2 separate regions of the Mus musculus genome follow, and region 2 is linked to region 1. The links are chromatin loops, found by intact Hi-C in ENCODE. Cell type or tissue: gastrocnemius. All regions are shown on one strand. Each heading gives the region's core, and the rest is flanking DNA. Links, peaks and the distances in the headings are about the cores only.

What was found. Hi-C counts contacts between places; a loop is a spot of excess contacts. Peaks named below come from ENCODE experiments on the same cell type or tissue, not always from the same donor. Only the 100,000 strongest peaks of a DNase experiment are listed, where the experiment ranks them.
Region 2: a loop joins it to region 1, with 6 times the contacts of the local background. A loop is called at or near these places in 2 of 42 quality-filtered maps.

Annotation. Positions count from the first base shown.
Region 1 is chr17:51,746,275-51,756,071 of GRCm38, forward strand. The region is part of intron 9 of Satb1 (special AT-rich sequence binding protein 1); the gene reads right to left. Among named protein-coding and RNA genes, the nearest start is that of Satb1, 81 kb to the right of the region's middle. In gastrocnemius, for the core only: no CTCF peak of the experiment used is centred there; no DNase peak of the experiment used is centred there.
Region 2 is chr17:51,801,739-51,811,535 of GRCm38, forward strand. It overlaps Satb1 (special AT-rich sequence binding protein 1), which reads right to left. Exons shown (of 11, transcript NM_009122.2): 2 at 7,305-7,549; 3 at 3,459-3,635; 4 at 2,576-2,702; 5 at 1,693-1,816. The coding sequence starts at 7,515. Among named protein-coding and RNA genes, the nearest start is that of Satb1, 26 kb to the right of the region's middle. In gastrocnemius, for the core only: no CTCF peak of the experiment used is centred there; a DNase peak (open chromatin) is centred at 4,537; H3K4me3 peaks cover 1,451 bases; H3K27ac peaks cover 3,808 bases.

The sequences.
Region 1 (9,797 bases), core at 1,158-9,157:
ATACCTTGCTACAACCTCAAATTCTATCCCTCTCCACTCCATAAGTCATGACAGTAACCTATGATTTGAAGAAAGCAACTAAAGAGGATATAAATGCCCTCTAATTCCCCAATACGTTTTCTTAGGCCAGTTCCCCAGGTGATAGAATGAATGCATGTGGAAAGGTGACCCAGAGGCCTGAACATTGCTAACATCTGACAAGACTTCCCCAGAAGTACCACACTGCTTAGGGGGAAAGAGAGAGAAGAATGAGACTTGGTGCTGTGCTGTAAAATGTGAACATTATTCTTTTAGGAAAGATCTCTGGGATTTGCTGAGCCGTGTACAACCAGAGACAGGCAGATCTGGAACTGCTTTCAAAATTAAATTAGATTACAACTCTTTGAATGGTAGAAAAGACGGTGGCCTAACAAGTCTTCACAATGAGACCGATCCATTCTCAGAAAAACTAAAATGGCACAAGGAACAACCTAAACTTTAAATGTGGTAAATTGCCAAGCAGCATCACACTGCATCTAATGAGGGCAAAATACAAACAGTAGCCACATGTAAATAAATTAGTACAACTTTCAGGATGTTACTACTTTTCAAACTGACAAAGTTTAATTTGACACCTTCTGTTCCAAACCCTTTGTTTCTATTCAAAATCACGCCTTGAGCTGTTGCTATCAATCACAGCAATTCCCTATTACTTAAAAAAAAAAAAAGAAAAGAAAAAAGAAAAAGGAAAAAAAAAAAACCCAACAACAACAACAACAACAAAACCTGGCATGGACCCTGTGTAAGCTGAAAATGCCATGCAGATGAATTCTGAGATAATATGTTCAACCTGTTATATACAACACGAATCCTGTAAAGTTATGTATTGTAAACCTACATTTATTGAGAACTAAAAGTCTTAAATCCATCTGCCACCAAGGAGATATTGTTACGTACTTTATAGTAACCGACAGCCATCTGCAAACGCCTTGCTATGGTAAGCAAGAAAGCAGTGCAGAGAAGATGTTAATGGGAAGACGAAGGAGGAAGCAGCATCCTTTTTTGACTGGTTTGGGTTTGGGATCTATTAAGGATGTAAGACTGGGGGAGAAATGGGAAAGAGAAAAAGCAGAGTGACTGCCAAACCCGTGTGACAACAATCCAAACAAGCGCGGCGACAACACAATGGCATTTATTATGGTCCATGAAACACTCGACTGTATGCTCATTTTAAAGGAAAAATTAGCAGTTCCAAACTCAATATTCTAATGATGTGCTTTGCTGACAGAATCTTGTTGTGCCACATTTAAATCAAAACCCTGGCACCTCCATCTCTCAGCTGCTAATTTCCACCAAACTCAATCTCTGATTTCCATACTGTTCTTTCTTAGAGTGATGAGTTCAAGTCAATTCATTGCTAACTTGCAACACAGAAGGGGTACCCAGTGATTCCGCGGCAGGGAACTAACGCCTCCTAAGAAATTAATTTGTTAATCGTTGCAAATCCTCTCATACACAGAGATGCTTGTAAGGTCTGGTCTGGGACAAAGCTGGGAGTTCTTAACACAACTAGTTTTCAAGGGGAAATTAGACTTTTGTACCTTGTGTATGGGAGGCACACTTAGTGCAATATGCATATGTATATAATACCATTATGTACATATATATTTTAAAACTAAGAGCTCTAAAGAGAGAGAAAAATGGCATGCTTTCCTGCCGCACCTAAGAAGGAAAAATACATTTAAAAAAAAATAGAATGGTAATTTGAGTTCTAAAAGGCAAAACATTTTAAAGTCTGTATCCATCCCCATCACCTTCATCTTTTATGTGTTATTTGCAGGAGTATTTTCTTCCAATCTCTGGGGCATATCGTGTAATATATGATATTAAAAGAAATCAATCTAAATAGGAAAGTATTTGATACAAACATTTTAGTGCAAAGCATGAATTACAGTTTTGCAAGTGGTGGGAACAAGAACAGAGTACGTAATCCATTAAACAGTACTTCTAACAAAAAAATTCACTATTGTAGACTAAACTACGCTAGGCATTTTGAATGAGTACATTTTCAACAACAACTAACTATAAAGCTAGCAATTTATCATTCAGGAAATAATTTCCTACTTTTAAAAGAATCTGTAAGTGTTACTTATGCAAATGAAGACAGTTTTTAATCTGCCCACAAACATGCTAATAGAGGGCAATTTTTTTTATTTACAAAGCTGCTGGCACTCAAGGGTAATTTTACATCAGTGTTCTCCTATAAGATGGGGAAATGGGTTCTAATTGTCAGAACTACCAAATCTGTCACCTTTAGCATAAAGGCTTAAGATGGAACAAAAGGTGTCACGTGGTTGCTGTGTTTTAAACCACCTCTCGAACATTATAGAAAGGCCCACTTTAACATCTTTTAGGATTTATATACACTGTACCCCAAATGTAGTATTTAAACATAGTATTTGGAAGGGGGAGGTACTCCAGATCTAAGTGTGAGTGAGGCCTGGATGCATCTCAAGCCAACTTGCCATCATCCACCCCAAACACTCCCAACACTGAACCCTGAGAAGCAAAATCCATGGCAGAGCAGCACTGAAAGCATTTTAAATTATTTACTAGGTTAAAAGGGTGAAATGATACTTTAAATACATCAGATTTCATCATCTAGGCCATTTTTTGGTGGCAAAGTGGTATTGATCTTTCTAAACGCTTAAAATTAGCTAGTTTGCAGAAGGTCATTATTTGATTAAAGGCATTAAAGTTGAGGGCATGAGGCGACACACTTTTTCTTCTTTCCCAATTCAGATCATCATATAATTTAATAAAGAGGATCCCATCGTGTCCTGTAATAAAAACACTTGTCTTAGGGTAGTGTTCTTTACCTAACATATTAACCTTAAATGCTATGAAGTTCTTTAGAAGGGGAAATTTCTGATCAAGCCGATTATTCTATGGACTAAAGAGAGATTCCAGCCATTAACATTAACGAAGACCCACGTTCTCTTCCACAGCCATAGTGAGAAGAAGTGCACTCATCTATCTCTCTTTTCCATGTATCAACATCAAATGTAGCACAGGGAGTCTAAGCAGACGCTGGAGTCACTTCCCTGCTAAGTTAACATTGGCTTATTAAAGAAAACATGGAGGATAAATTTGAACAGAGATGTACCAGGAAAAGTATTTCCACATTCAAAGGGGCAGGTTCTGTTCATCTTCTCTAAGCTGGGTTTCACTAAGAAATACAGCTTAAATATTCCTGTGCTCCGTCTGATAATTCATTTTCAAAGGTGTGGCGGCTGATACATTCGTTAAAAAGAAGGAAAAGTAGTGATGAAAATATTTTAAACGACTGCTCTTTTAAACGCTTGAGATTATTGTTTTTGAGAGTCCTGATCTCCTTCCAGACTTTCTAGTTTATTTAAGGGACATAATATCTTAGCCAAAAAATCTGTGGGTTTCTATATTGGGGTAATGATAGGCCATAAACTGACTGTCTAGAAGTTTCTCATGTGCCCCTTTGTTACTAGGAGGTTAAGCAGGTCCAGCACAGCTTCAGGAGAGCTATCATTAGCATAAAACATAGCATTTACAAATGCCTACGAAGAGCCTTCTGGAGGGTGCTGAGGCTGGGAGCGTGCTCCGTCACTGCAAGCCATCTTTACTTTTCAATTTTGCTTGCAACGTAATCAGATAATAATAATAATTTTAAAAAGTAATGTTTGCTTTGAGCTGTCTGTTTTTATTCCAGTCTCTTCCTCAACCTCTCTAGGTCACTGGCACACAAGGTGTGAGCATGGTGGTACGCATTGTTCACGTCATAGTAAGACAACTTGGCAAGAGGAAAGACAAATGGCCGCTCTGTAAGGAACTCTCCTAAATTAAAGGTATTCCCAGAAGAGAGAACTCGAGAAGGTGAAAGAGGAAGAATTAAGACAAAAAAATGAAATTCTAAACAATCCACTAAAATATCTCAAACAGCAGTTCTCAACCTCGGGGCTGTGAGCCCTTTGAGGGTCGAACATCCCTTTCACAGGGGTTGCTTAAAACGACTGGAAAACACAGATATAGTTATGAAATAGTAACAACATTAATTTCATGGTTGGGGGTCACCACAACATGAGGAACTGTATTAAAGGGTCACAGCATCAGGAAGGCTTGGGACCACTGCCCTAGAAGACAACCTTACTGGGCAGAAATACAAGATTTCTAAACAAAGCTTGGACTTTATTTTTAAAACAGCAGATTTGGAAAAATGCCTGTCATAAACCTTTGATTTTTACATATACTCCAAATTAAGAGAAGACAAAAATCTTGCTTATATGTCTGACATGTGAATGTGGACTCGGAAAAACCATCTTACCTGCCCCCAGAAACACGCACACGCACACACACACACACACACACACTCTGACAACATTTTTGATGATAGTCCGTACGTTTTAGCAGAATAATTTAGCCTCTCTTTACTATTTTGACACCTGGCCTTCAACTCTTAAATTTTCATTCTTATTTTTTATAAAGGATATCTCAAAAATGCAGAGTACCCCTGCGGTTTGTGCCATAAATTCTCATTAATTTTAGCCTCTCCTACCAGCACTAAGAACTGCCTACCACTGGCTTCTTCAAATTGGGACACGTCCTCCTTGAACTTATTCTTAGAGGCACCAAATTCTTTCAATTACTTCCAGTGGGAAACTTTTCCTCTCTTGACTTAGGGGAGAATCGGACCAGTGGTGATAACGGCTTTTATCAGTAAGGAATATCAGCACCACCACCTAGAACTAATGGGGTCCGACAAAAAGCAAATTAATGTGATTCTTAACTCAGTTTGTGGACTTGCAGGTTTGCCCTCCTGTTAAGATACTGTGATGTCATTTATAATGTTCACACCTGAAAACCCCAAATGAGTTACCCACACCCAAGATAAAAAATAAAAAAAAAAAAAAAAACAACAAAAACAAAAACAAAACCCCCAACCCCCCCCCCCCCAAAAAAAAAACAAAAAACCCCTGGAGTTTTAAATGAGTTGATGACATCTATGCTGTGCTCTAGGCAGCTATCCTTGGTCACGTGGGGCCTATGGTTGCAGACTGGGCATGTCGACGGGCTCTGAAAACTTCTAGACAGGTTAACGGACCAGGCAGATTTAGCTTTCTTGAATCTTCTTCACCACCGTGGGAAGGCTTTTGGGAATGAGGCTGCAGGATGAAAACCTCCACACCCCTCATCCACCTTTTGCCTGTCCATGCAGTCCTATGGTTCAATGTGACCTCTAGAGACCTCAACACGAGAGCAAAGCTCAGGGCCCCAGAGGCTTGCATTCAGTCCTATGCCTGGTCACACCCCTCACACTCGGTTGGACTAATTAGTATCTACGGCCCGCCCACAAAGTCTCATGCTCTGTTTTCTATTTATTTTACTCTAGAAGAAAGGCTTTTTACCCCCCTCTAAATACTACTTCTCCGTCAAGCCTCCATCAAGCACCTCAGTAGACCAATGAGGAGCACACAGTGGACAGGAAAGCATCAAAACTAATCTGAGCAAATCTCCTCTCTCAGCCCCTGTGAAGACGCCTCCTCTACAAACAACAGATAGCAATGGTATTAATCTCCCAGTGGCTGGTACAACGGAAACAGAGTACATTCAGTCTGATGCCTGATCTGAGATGACTGGATAGAGCAAAGTTAAGTAAAAGCATCTAGACACTACACTGTCCACCTGGAAAGGTACGCTATGCAAAACTATTAGTTGAAAGCAGCTGTGACAAAGGTGAACAAGGGGCAGATACCAAGCAGGACAAAGGACAGAGGACAAAAGCAATCGGGGGAGGGAGGGGAGAAAAAACTGAAGGACTTCCCTGATGAGAGTGATGCTGGTGGGGCTTTAATGAATGGGCCATATTGAAGGGGTTAAGCAGAATAATGGGGTTTTGGGGAGCCCAAAATGAATCAGCAAAGTTCTGGGGAGAAAATAAGCAATGTGGTTGCTTCGGAATAGATGAAACTTCCCAGGGCCCTTACCACATTGGCTTAAGAAAATGACTTAGCTCTGTAATCTTTTACCTTCTACATGCTATGCTTCTGAGGTCTGCTAGGAAGCTGGTGAGAAACCTTGGGCACATTTCTTAACTTCCTCAGCCCTCAAATATCTCCTTTGCAAAAGGAAGTCTAGTTTTATCACCCAATTCAATACGCCGAGAATAAAAACAGAACACGTAGGGAAGGGACTCAGTACTCAGTAACATTCCAACTATTACTGTTATATATTGTTGCTGACACTATCAAATGTGCATCATCTCATAGGGACTGGAACACATTAAGATGGCCAAAGAGCATAGCTGGGTTACCAGATTCCCCGCCCCCCCCCCCCCCACACACACACACCCAGTTACATCCGAAACAACATAGCTCAGTTTACAGCTCTACTACCAACTCTACCCAAAGGCTGGGATGCTGAAGTATAAAACAGACACTCTTTTTGAAAGGTGAAAATGCAGATGGTAAAAATGTCCGGCAATGATCCTTAAAAGACAAATAAATGCCTTTTCTGCACCAGTAACATCACTTTCCAATGTTTATTCCAAAGCTAAGACACAAAGCTACATAACATTCTTTGCAATAGTGTTGACATTCACATCATTTGTGACAGCAAAAAGTTGGAAGTAACCTAAATTCACTGATAGAAAATTGATGGCTGCTACAATATGCAAATGGACACAACACACACATATACATCTATCCACACATATGCATACAAGTACATGCCTGTGTAGATAAAGAGCCTAAATCAGGATATTAAATCAGAATATCTCTAGGTGATTGAGATTATGGATATTTTTATGTTCTTCCTTATGCTTGTATTTTCTGATTTTTCTGTAGTGACGATGTAATAAAAATATGCAGAGCAAATGGCTTTAATTAAAAATCTAATTTTTCTTGTCTGTCTCCTCCATAACCAACGTGAGTTCCTGTCAGTTCTCGGCCTCAGGAAGGCCTCTTGTATTTCTTCAACACCTACTTGCGCTCTGGGTCTTAAACCCGGATTAATTTAATCCCTGACTTTGCTTCTCTATTCCAGCCCACCCCCCAGCCCCACTGAGCTACATTTAGCCCAAATAGATGTGAACACACATAGCCCTGTGAGTAGCAAACTCTTCTCTGCACTCTTCTCAAGGGACCTGGAACTATCCCAAGGCTCACACTTTGGTGAGTGTAAAAACTTGCGAGAGGACTCGCCACAACACAGGGAAGAGCCAGTAAGCTGTGAGGTGAAGTTATAAAAATGGCCCAACCTGGGCAACGGTAAAAGACAATGCACATCCCTGTTATTCCTGGGGTCTCGCATATGGCTGCAAAGTCCAGCAGTGTCAACTCAGAGGGAAGATGCTTTATTTAAATAAAATTTGAGCTGAATTTGGCTTCCTAGGCTCACAGAGGCAGAGCATCAACAAAGGGCCCTAAGGCAGATGTGTGTAATGCTCTTTAAAAGGGAAACCTAGGAAACCTGACTTGCCCCAAACCTCAACTCAAACACATGTGGACTTACAAAGTAGATGTTTTTACTGGGTTGCTTACTAATTATTATTAAAATTTCACCGTGCTCCTTTCCTATTGAAAAGTCTGAAAAATCTTACAAAAAGCATGAAGCTAATGGACATATACCATATGTGAGAGGGAAAATTATAAAAATGAAAATTCATAATTAAATAATTAAAAAAAATGAAAGTTCATAAAATAAGCAATTTTTTAAGGTGATTTACCTGATAGGATAGCCTGTTGCCTTACACAGATAATGTGCCACTAGATTATTTTAAACAAATATTTCTACACTACATTTTCAACTGATTTATATAAACCTTTTCAGTACTGCAGACAGCTCCAGAAATGAGCTATACTTTCCATTATGCATAGTTAGAATTAGGGAATTAAAAATTTAAATCTTTCCTCTATGATGTTCTAGGAGAAAGAACAAGGAAGTTTTAAGCCAAGAGAAGGCAATCTGGAATTTATGAGTCGTGGGAGTCAGACCCCAAGAGGGACAACTGTCAGGGTCATTATAAGCCCCCAACCTATATATGACTTTGCTGATAAGGCCATCTCATGTCTCAAAACCACATAATCTCCTCCATTACGCAAACACGTTTAGCAGAAGTTTGTCTAATTTGAGAGAATCCAATCTTGTGATTCTCAAGTAGCCATGACAGAAAGCATGACTATGTCTGTATACCATGTGGGTCAGGGTGACAATGGCCACACCAGGAAGGTTAAGCCTAGGTGCAGGCTACCTCTGTTATTCTTCACCTAAGCACAGCCAAAGCAGAAATGCCCAAGGGAGAGGCTGGCAGGAGCTCTGTCTTATGGGCATCCTCTCACTGTTCCATATTGTTTAGAAATATAAAGCTTGATGAGTCTACTCCCGGGTCACTCACTCTACCTGTCTGCAGGTCATTACTGTGGCCATCTCTCAGACTGCCACTCTGCAAAGGAAGGGTACACGTGAGCACACGTACTATAGGGACTTGTTTTTCCTAACACATCTCATCCAATGAGGTAAGAGGCATCCAGGCCTCAGGTTTACATTGTTATTCAAAGTGTGGCCTAACTAGTATATCATTTTTTATCTCCAGCAAAGGCATTCGCTCATGAAGTACAGTACTCACTGTGGGTATCTATGCTAGAGACACGTTTGTTGGTACAGTTTTAGGGTTTGTTTTGGATGTTACTAACTTACTACAGGCCTCCTCTTACTATGCTTTGAAGTGACAAGCCCTTGAAAAATCAGCACACCAGAAAGCAATAAACAAATTGGAAGAAAATGTTTCCCAGGTAAATTAAAAAATTCTTAGGCTAATATGTTAAACATGTAATTGTTCCCTCTACACAATTTATCATTGATCTCATCTCTTTGGTGCCACAGACCCTTCTGGCAGTCTGGGTAAAGCCCATGGATGCCTCTTCAGAGGAAGGATTTTATATGTTTGAAATAAATACATAAAATTACAAAGAAAACCAATTACACTGATATACATAATCGGTTTATAGATAACTCAAGACATGGGGGTGGGAATGGACCAGACTAAACCAATCTATTAAAAATTTCTGATATATTAAAAGGTGTGTGTGTGTGTGTGTGTGTGTGTGTGTGTGTGTGTGTGTGTGCATGCACACATGCAGGCATATGTTTAAATTAACACACCAAACTCCAATTTAAAGCAGTAGATTTCTAGTGATGATCAAGAAAAACAATATTTCAAGAGTTCTATCATGACATGATATGCTATAAAGATGTTTTTTTGCTGATGATCAATTTGTATTACAAATGTTGCTGGGATTTGTTGCTGGTATGAATGGCTGAATGAAACACCACCTTCCATTCAGAAGTCACACAAAATAAATCAGGGGTGTCGTTGTCCCCTTGGGAAGAGTGGAACACAGTATAAGAACCCCTGAACAGGATGTGCCCCCAACCTTAAATGTGCATCTACATACATATCTCAAATACACACTCACATGCTTCATATTATTTTTATAATTAATCTAGATAGGACCCAGCAAACTGAAAACCTTCTCTCTGTGCATTTGTGAAATAATTTCCTTCCTTAACCCCAAAGGAACATGTTTCTTAGAGGTAGGGCAGAGTTAAACAGTTAGTTACTCCTAGCAGGATGGTTATAGCCCACAGTGTCTCAGCTTCCAACCAGAGGCCTTTCAGAGGTGTACCTTTGAATATGTTTGTGTGTGTGTGTGTGTTGGGGATAGTCGCATTGATAAAATGGTTCCCACAACATCAGACCCTTAGGTCATCGAATGGGAAAGAGAATT
Region 2 (9,797 bases), core at 700-8,699, 55 kb after region 1:
CATTAAGCAAATCCATAATTAATGTACAAGCTACAAGAATATGGAGTTCATTGCCTCACTGGCTGAATGTGACTACACAATAACTACTTATACAGGTCCTCTTGTCCAGCTCATTGAATAGACCTCTAGTCTTTGCCTGAGCTGACTTCCAAAATCAGTAGGACAGTAGATCACATGAAGGTACAGGGTATTGCTGCATGGGGTATTTGGAATTCTTAGTAACAACACCATGGTTCATTCTAGGTCAGCCTTCCAATTTTCAAATGCTAATAACCAGGCAACATGCTCTCTGGAGTTGTCTTCACCACATGGTCCCAGAAGTAAGTTGCTCTGCTTCACTGTGCCATCAGACTGACTTAGCTATTGTAGATTCATTCAAATTACTTTTATTTTCTGGTTATAGATTCACATCCTCTCTATTTCAACAATGAGGAAAAGATAGCTGCTGATGGGATAAATGAATTTATTTAAAAAAAAAAAGTTTTGTCTCAAGAAAATGAACATTCAATAATACAGAGTGTCTGTGTAGTCTGTGGCTTTAGCTTGATCCAGAATTGCTCCTGTCTTAGAATTGCTAACTGAGATCAAAGCAGAACTGCAGGCCTCCAATGCAGCAAGGCTGAACACATGAACTACTGGGCAACAGCAGTGTAAAGTCCAAAGGCTTCCTCTTAAGGTACCCAGGAATGCTCAGGAGCCTTGCACAAAAACATACATGGAATGAATACTTGCTCTTCAGCATCATAAAGACAAGCTAGGAAAAACTAGTCACTCCAGAAATGCTTATGCAGAGTAATGCAAGTTCAAAGGACTGGCGGACTAATATTCAAAATTACATTTTAAACTTGAATTCAAAGAAAACTTTAAACGAGCACTCCAATTTTTTTACTGTAACCTTTAATGTCCTCAGCAGAGGTGAGGGTGCCGAGGAGTGATGATGCTGTACCATACTCTATGGTGACTATCAGCTGTGTCATCAGAAAGAATGTTTGGCTTTAAACTTGGCAAAAACCTAGAGTTTCCAGTCCTTTACCAAAAACTCATTCCAGAAAATGAAATTCAACAATAATAAATCTGTCTCATTTCAAGAAGAAAAGAATAGGAGTCCATTTTTAAAAAGTGAACTAATTCTTCAAAATTGGTTGTAAACTCCTAATGGGCAATAATTATGGACCTTTTGTTCCAGGAAAGAGATTTCTTATATTTATAATTAACATACATACATAATTTACAGTTATTTTCAGCAAACACTTTCTCATTTTGTGGTACTCGAGCAAGCACCCTACAACAGTAGCATGATCTTCCGCAGCCAGCGTTCGGAAGCTCTGCACAGGAACACTGATACTAGCACCCCATAACCCAAGTGAGAAGGGCCTGCCACTGAGTCCGCCTCAGAGAGGGCTCAGAGTATTCAGAAGTAAATCTAAGGATGAGCTGGCAGAGTACACTGTCTTCTGCCAGACTGCTTTTCCTAGGTACAGTCCCTACCCCACCAAGGGAGGAAGGACACCAAAACCTCTGCTTCAGAATAAGCCAGGCAGATTTTCAAAGGTCACCAGTGGTCAATCACTTAGCATTTTTAGCAAATTCTTGCTTCAGATACCAGTTGCTTGAAACCAGGGATCCCCATCAGACCTCAAGTGGTAGCTCGCCCATGATGTCTTATTATTTATGACACGCTCTGCTGAGTACCTGTGAAAGGGGGCACTCCTTGGCCAACGAACTCTGGTTCATATCTTTCAGTAAGTCCTTCAGAGCATTCCTTACTGTGGTGTGCGACCATTGTTCAGGAGGCAAGTCTTCTAGTTTAGGGCAACTATTTGAGACAGAGATTAGAAAGGGGATTATTACAGGATTGCATCCCGCTGCAGAACATTCCTTTAAGACAGACAGATTTCATTTTGCGCATCAAACAGATGCATCTGGAGATTGCTCTCGGTCTCCTGATTGTTCCGATTAGTTAATTACTTTATACAACACATCTGCTGTATCGATGCATGAATTATACATCAGCTGCCTGTGGTGGCTATTTTTTCATGTTACTTCTACCTTCCTGCTCTGATGCACTTGGGAAGACAATTTAAGGTGTGCTGCTTTCTCACAAGCCACGGTGAAAAGCGTTAACGTATTAACTGATTTCCTCCCATGACTCTGTTCATACGAATTAAAATGACAAAAAATACATATATAAATAAATAAGATCGTGGCAAAAGCGAATAAGGCATTCTTTCACAAAATGTACACAGATGGCACTGTTCATGATATGCAAAAATATTTTTTTCTTAAGTAAACTTTATGTAAAATGCCTTCTTGTAATGCATCATTTAATTGACTAAAAGTAAAAAGTCCTATCTTTTGATAGCACGCAGGGAAAAAAAAAACATAAATTTCGGGGGGAGGAAGTAAATTTTAAAGTCATATATTGAAGTTGGAGAAAATAACAGAAGGGGTAAAGTTACCAAATTAATTTGGATTAGCATGTCTCAAACGATGAGTAAATAAAAAATGCAAGCTGGCCAAAGCAGCTTTCCGTCCACACTGTAGGGAGGGAGACTATGTCCCTGCCTGGACTCACCTGTGTAACTGAATTTTGAGGGTGACCACATGATACACATCTTGAAGCATGTCTGCCACCGTGGCATCAGGGGCATCTGTCACATACGACAGTGGAACTGGATTCCACTTCCCAACCTGGATGAGCCCTAGTCCAGATAGAGAGGGGACATGCTTAGTGCTGGCTCTCAGGTCCAGCAAAAGACTGCTGCGCTCTTGTGCACTGCCCCCACCACAGCCAATAGTGTTACTTCTGTTCGAATGCTTCTCTTTCCCTCAAAAAGGCAGGTCAATGAAGATATTCACAGCCTAGCTTTCCAAATTGTGAAATTATGTAAATGACTATAGGGTTGTTTATTATTTTGGAAATAAATACCAATCAATAAAACCCATGCATCAGGCCACATTGTCCTAACTTACAGGAAGTTCTAATAAGACATAGCTGAACCGGTTCTAAATGGCTTTATGATTTAGATAAGATTCCCTATTGCAGTGGGAATCAGCATTGAAAAATACTTTACAGCCTATAAAACCATCAGAAACAGAATAAAAGAAACAGAACTAGATATTCAGTCATAAATGCAAATTGACTCTCAACAGTCCATCTGCTCAGATAGGCTCCTCACTTCCTTGTGGGTCCTCAGTGGAGCAGATTATTAAGGTCAATAAGCATCCTAATGATTCAGCTGAAGTAATTTAAAAAAAAAAATTTACCTCGACATTCCACATGAGCAAAATGTGTGTTAACTAAACCAAACTGAATTAAGCCAATTTTTAAAGCCACAGCCTATAAGGAACCAACATAAAACACAGGCTGTAGCTCTCTGAATAAAATGTTCCCTGCTTTGTCTGAGAGGCAAACAGGAGGACCAGCAACTTCCCAGCCCCACAAATGCATCCTTTACCTTTGGCTTGGGCAGCAGAGCTGTGTGAATAGCCTAGAGACAGCAACGCCATCTCTATCAGCTGGTTGAAAAGCATATCCTTTCTCACCAATACAAATTCCGCGTGCTCCTCCTTGCAATCATACTCAATGGCGTTTTCATAATGTTCCACCACGCAGAAAACTGGTAACATGGTTCCTATCAAAGAGACAGAGGAAAATATAGAAAACCAACAATCTTCAGAAACAGTCTGGAGGGAGGAAGACCTAAGCTATGAAACTAAATCTTCACCACAGTGAGAGGAGCCACAGAGCTTCCCAGGCAGTCTGGGGGGAGACACAGGCACACAGACAAACATGCAGTCATTTACTGTTTAAAAGTTGCACAGGAAAGACTTTAACTTCCTTTACGGTGTACCTGCTCATAAGGTAACGTGGCCTCGCCATTCATTTTAATAGTGCATCTTCCAAAATCAGTGAACGCAGAATTACTTTTCTGATCGAACAGTAATGCTGACGAGAGACAGATAAGTGTCTGGTCTGATTTGCTTTAACTGCTACGCAAACAGAACCCACTGCAGTTGTCTTCGAAGAGCCCACCTTCTTCCTGCATACACACTTCTGTTAATAACAAGCTTTACCTGCTTGCGCCCAAATTATCTGACTAGACAATGATTTTTCTGCCTGGTTTTCAGCATTTCCTCTAACTGGTTCCACAAAAGAAACACAAAACGTAACCACATCGGTGCTCATAGGCACTGTTTGAATGTACAGAACAAACAAAACAGAATACTTCTATCTATGACTACCCATTTCATCTATCCAGGAAAAAGCCATTGACAGCAGCCATAAGTCTTTAACGTTAACAATTTCTGCTGCAGTTAAATATGGTAAAAATGACAGAGTGTGAAAGGAAAGCTGGCCTTCCTGCGATCCAGGAGAGGCAGGCTCTGCGTGGGGTCTGCTGCTTCTCTGTTGGCACCCAGTCCAAGAGCTCAGTGACACAGGCCACAGGACTGTTGGGAAGGAGATTTGGCCCAGAAGCCGGAGTCCACCTGCAGTGGCACTCAAGGTATTAATGCAGTACGCTGTCAGACTTCCAACAGTTCCAGAAAAGGGTTAAAAACAGATGCATCTGAGCAGTACTGTGGCACACTGCCAGGAGAGTATCATCTTTAGCATAAATGATGACAAGGGTTACTTTAACAGGGCACCCAGGATCCCCAATTAGTTCCACAGTATCCCTGCCTGCGTCGGCTCTATACTCTGGACTTGTACTGGACTGGCAGAACCCTAACTTCTGAGGGTGTCAGCTGCCCATCCCCTGCTCTGAGGATCGGCATGACATTTCCCTACTGCCTGAGAGGCCCTTTACAAATCCTCTATTTGCTGGTTTCTGCTGAACAAAAGCCGGCCATAAAACAGCTCCATCTTTCCACATGTGTGTCTTCACCTAAGCTCTGCGAAACCATTCACAGGAGACTCCAGCTCTGACAATTAAACCAACCCCTTTAGGTTTACTTAGAAAAGCTCACAAACTCGTTGGGAAGTACCAGCAGGCTAGGCATGAAACACAAGCCGCAGAGCTTGCCAATATTCTTGTCATTCATTCAGCTGTTTTATACCAGAGAGAGAACCCGTCAGGGATCAGAAGAGAACTTGGGGAGACCGCAGCAAAAATAGCAATATGCAAACTGGTGATTTCTTCCTTGGCTTGAAGGTATTTTGGCAAAATCTCTTAAACAAATAAAAACACCCAACCCCTTTTTCTTAGTGCTTTCTCAGCTTAGCCACAATTTTTATCTAGCACCTGTCAAACAGAAACCAAGCACATGAAAAATAAGATTAAAAAAAATAATAAAAAAACAAAACCTCCCAAAAGACTTCTGATTTTTTTTTTTTTTTGCTGTTTGTTTTGAGCGCAGACCCTCCTAGAATTAAAATGTATTTCTTAGATATGTAATTTTGAATGCAATGCATTTCTTAAAGCATTTGAGGAGTGAGATGACCACACTCTAGCTCTTAGCTCCTTCTCCTCACTACTGATGTCTGAGGAGTTGGGGTTTGCAAGCCAAAATCACGTATACTGCATTTTCCTCTCATGGAATCAGAGGTGTCAAATAGCTTTTCAGACCTCTGCTCTATGAAATAAGTGAAACCTTTTCAAACCACTGAAACAGCCTGGATTGACTCTGTGTTTAATTGATCGAATTTAAAGGTGCCTTATAGATAATAAAGGTGGCTGCGATACGGTAGCAACAGGATCATCTAATTACAAATCCGGTGCTAGATCGTCTTGAGAACTGTCACGGTTGCCCTCCTGTTACTAGGAGTAATGTTAAACAGGAGCCTTCGCTGGACTGCCTGATTATTCAAGCTGGTGTTTGGCCAGACTTCCAACTACTGCAACTTCATAGCCTTCCTGCATTAGACAGGGAGCACTGGTCACTGCTGCAAGCTAAAAATACCACATGATTTAAACCTGAAGGCAGTCTTAGAGGCTTTTGCTGGAGGTTCATGAGCCTGTGTAAACAGCACGGCAGCCATAAGGAGCAGGGAAGTCTGTAGAATCCTTGTCTAAAACTGTCCTGGCATTAAAGTTTGCTGTGCAAATATCACATAATACCAGAGACAGCTGAAATCTCCTATTTAGGAATTTATGGAACTTGTGTGTTTGCAGGCGTCAGAAAGTCTTTTTTTATAGAGCCTCAGCACTACACAGTACAATATTAATGCACTCTGTTTGAAAAGCCATAATAAATTATATTTTTAATGCTCTTACCCTGGCTTAAAGATGCATACATTCTTGGCAAACAATCAATAAATAGGGTAATCATGAGTAGAGGCCAAAGAATTTGCTGAAGGGCTGTTTTTCCATTTTTAATAGATAAAGATCTAACAATACGGAGTGCTGTGTCTGTTTATTTCAGGATCAATATATTCTTTGTTTTCGCCAAACCAAGGAAAAAAATAAATGATTGTATGATAAATATGATAAATGTTATGCATCAAACACAATGAAATTCCTCGGCCTCCTAACTTTCTCTGCTTAGTATTCGTGCTGAGTAAAAGATGGCATTATTATTCTTTGCTTAGCAAATGCAGAAAAAATCTGAGTCCTACATGTTATTCAATGACAAAATAAAGACCCCTGTGAGGCATACAGGGTATTCCACACAGGACCTGACTTGTAGGGACAGCAATGTCTAACACAGGCAAAGTTGTAAAAACTTCATCCATTTAATATTGGTAGAAAAATCACTTGTTTGTATTTTTCCCCTTTACAAACTTGCCTAAATCTTCCTTTCCCTTTACCAAAAATACTCAAAATTAAAAACCAGAATCAGCAAATTGTTTTTAAAAAACAAACTGTTAAATAATAACTTTGCTCTTCAGAAAAATAAAAAGCACAGTAAATTACATCAGAAATCTTTGTTCTCATGTCAGGTCCATGTCCTGAAAATCCCCTTACAGTTAGTAATCTCAGGAAAAACCTATGGTGATTCTCAGACAAGCTCAGTCTCTTACCCAGGATCAGCTCAAACAGCAGCTACCTGCACACCCATAACTGCAGCAGTGTCGCCAAATGGACCTTGTCTAGACGAAGACCATGACACTGAACTCAGACTTTTTACTCTCCAAATATACCAGGGCCTCCAGTCTTAGGAAGAGAGAGGCACCACTCAAAACCAGCACACATGCTTTCAGAACCTGACTGACACCACAGCCCACAATGCCATTTAATTTCCCATCAGAAAGACACCTAGAAAGAGAATATGCCCAGCATGTTCCAGCCCTACACCTCCACACAGGGTGGCCTTGGGCAGACATCAAGCAGCTTTGCAGGATTTGATTGGCGAGTATTTACCTTTCCTAAGGTTGGTTTTCATGAGATGGCCCGAGTGTTTTAAAGGCACTCCCTGCATCTTTCCACCTGTGCTCCCAAGCCTTCCTCTTCCTAGAGGGCTCCCGTTCTGCTCCAGGCGGGCAATCTTGGCGGGTGGACCCTTCGGATCACTCACATTGTTAGACATTTCTGAATGTTCTTTCCCCTGAGTTGCCTCGTTCAAATGATCCATACTCAGTCACTGTCTTACAGATCACCTGCCAGAACTGGAAAAGAAGACGTTATCAGTGGGTGGAGGTCTATAGTTATGCCTGCCCCATACACGTCTCATCCCTAGACATTTCCCTCCACAAACACATCTGTGCAACTATGTAATGATCTAAAAGGCTGTGCTTCTATATAAATCAACAGAAGATTATGGAATCTGTACCAATGTACATGAATTAAAAAGTGATTTCTCATCTAAAACTAGGAGGAAAATGGGCTTACTTTCAGAACAAGGGTAATCACAAGATAAAAAGAAAATAAAAAATTACACTCATGTACTCTCAGTTTTAAAATTAAAAATCCATGACAAACTGATTATAATACATTTAATAAAGGACAGAAGGATTACCAGTGAAAAGACGAAGCTCATTAGAGGCTTACATTCTAACATACATTTCAATCTATGTTATGGACGGAAACCTCAGCAGAGCCCCACACACACCCAAATGCTTTTTAGCTTGCCACTTGGCTTATGAGCTAAGACAGCAAAAAGTTTTCTACTATCTAAGTTTCAAGAGTTCTGTGCTGTTAAAGATCAAGCCCCTGGTCAAACATGTGACTGGATCATGACACCCCCTAAGCACACCCCTAATGGTGTGAAGGGCTTCTTCAAATGGCTGAGGACTTTTAGCAAGACAACTTGTCTTTTGGAGTTAACATTTTATTTAGGTGTCCACTGCTAACTGGATGCTGCCAGTAATTTAAATAGGGAAAAAACCTGAATATATGAAGCTCACAAAAAAATACTAACAGTATTAGTATTGACAAAACACAGTCTCTAGTAATAAAAAGTAATTAGTATGCAAGGGAGTTGGCATCTAATAATTTCAGAAAAATGTTAATTTTCAGTTGTATTAAATATTAGAGTTCAATTCTGAATACTGTTCATAATAAAGCAATTGGTACAATAAACTGAAGTTACTTCTAAATTATAGTTTTAAATAGGGCTATGTCATAAACTTTCATCAGCCTTGAAGTATTGGTAATATTTGGGGAAGCCACAGAGACTATGACATCACTTTTTCCAACCGGCTAGTATTTTGAAGTATCTTATATACTTTTTAAAAATAATTGCCATACGCAAACTCTTTGGATCTGGATCAGCTGAGATCCAGTTTGTATTAGCATGGCTTTCCTGTATACATTTTTCTCTTGCTAAGTCCATCCTACTTTGCCCTATATGATCAAGTCATGGGAACAGGCATGCGATCTGGGGGCTTAAGGCAACCTTAAGAATGCCAATCCAAGAATTCCAAAGTTTGAGAAATAATAATAGTTACTTATCCTTGTACTCCAGGGTGACAAGCTAACAACTGAAGGTTTACCCTTGGTCGAGGGCCCATCTGTTTTTGGTTTTGAGGTTCATTAACAATAAACGCATCTTTTTAAAACTACTTTTTATCAAGATCACTCTTTCCCATTGTATTAAGCTGCAGTCTAAAGCCAAAATCAGAGTGACGACTATGAACTTATTTAAAACATTCTTTATGTTGCATGTGGATCACAATGCAAAGCTGATTTTTCTAAAACTGGTTGCCTTGCCCTAGAGCAGAAGACAAATTTTGAAACATAGGAATTGAACAGAAAAAAAAAAAAAAATTAACCCTTGAGAGGCAACTTATGAGAAAAAAGGGGGCGGGAATTCATAACAGCATCAAAGTTAATACTACAGAACATATTAGGTAATCACGAGGCTCAGCAGCACCATGAGCTGCACAAGGAAAGGATGGACTCCAACTTAAAGTATTGACTGTCAAAGCATCACATAGGGAAAAACTGTTTTTTGAATACACATCTAAAGCATCTACTAGACACTAAGTCATCCTCTAAAAGGTTTGCATTATAAAGCAAAATTACATGCACATAAAACACTCAATTTAATACTCCTTTAAACTCTATGCCAAGGCAAAAGTTCACCAAACCTGAGGTTTGAGCTGAATCCAGCCATTGCCAACAGGCCTCCCTGGACAACAGCTGGGTCTAACTGTGGTCTCAACCAAAGCTCAGCTCAGCTCAGGAGTCTGAGTTACATCTTTTAAAAGCCATTTTAGAGCAGTGTATGGATGGCACCCAGAAAGCAGGCTACTTGTCCCAAACCCCATTTCCCTGTCCATAAAATAAGACCACAGAAGATCTTTCCTGGACAGAGCTGATGAACTCCATCTCAGTAATTATTTCCTTTAAAAAGCAGGAAATAAACGCACGCAATTCTGATTTTAATTTTTTTTTATCTTTTTTCTCTTTTCT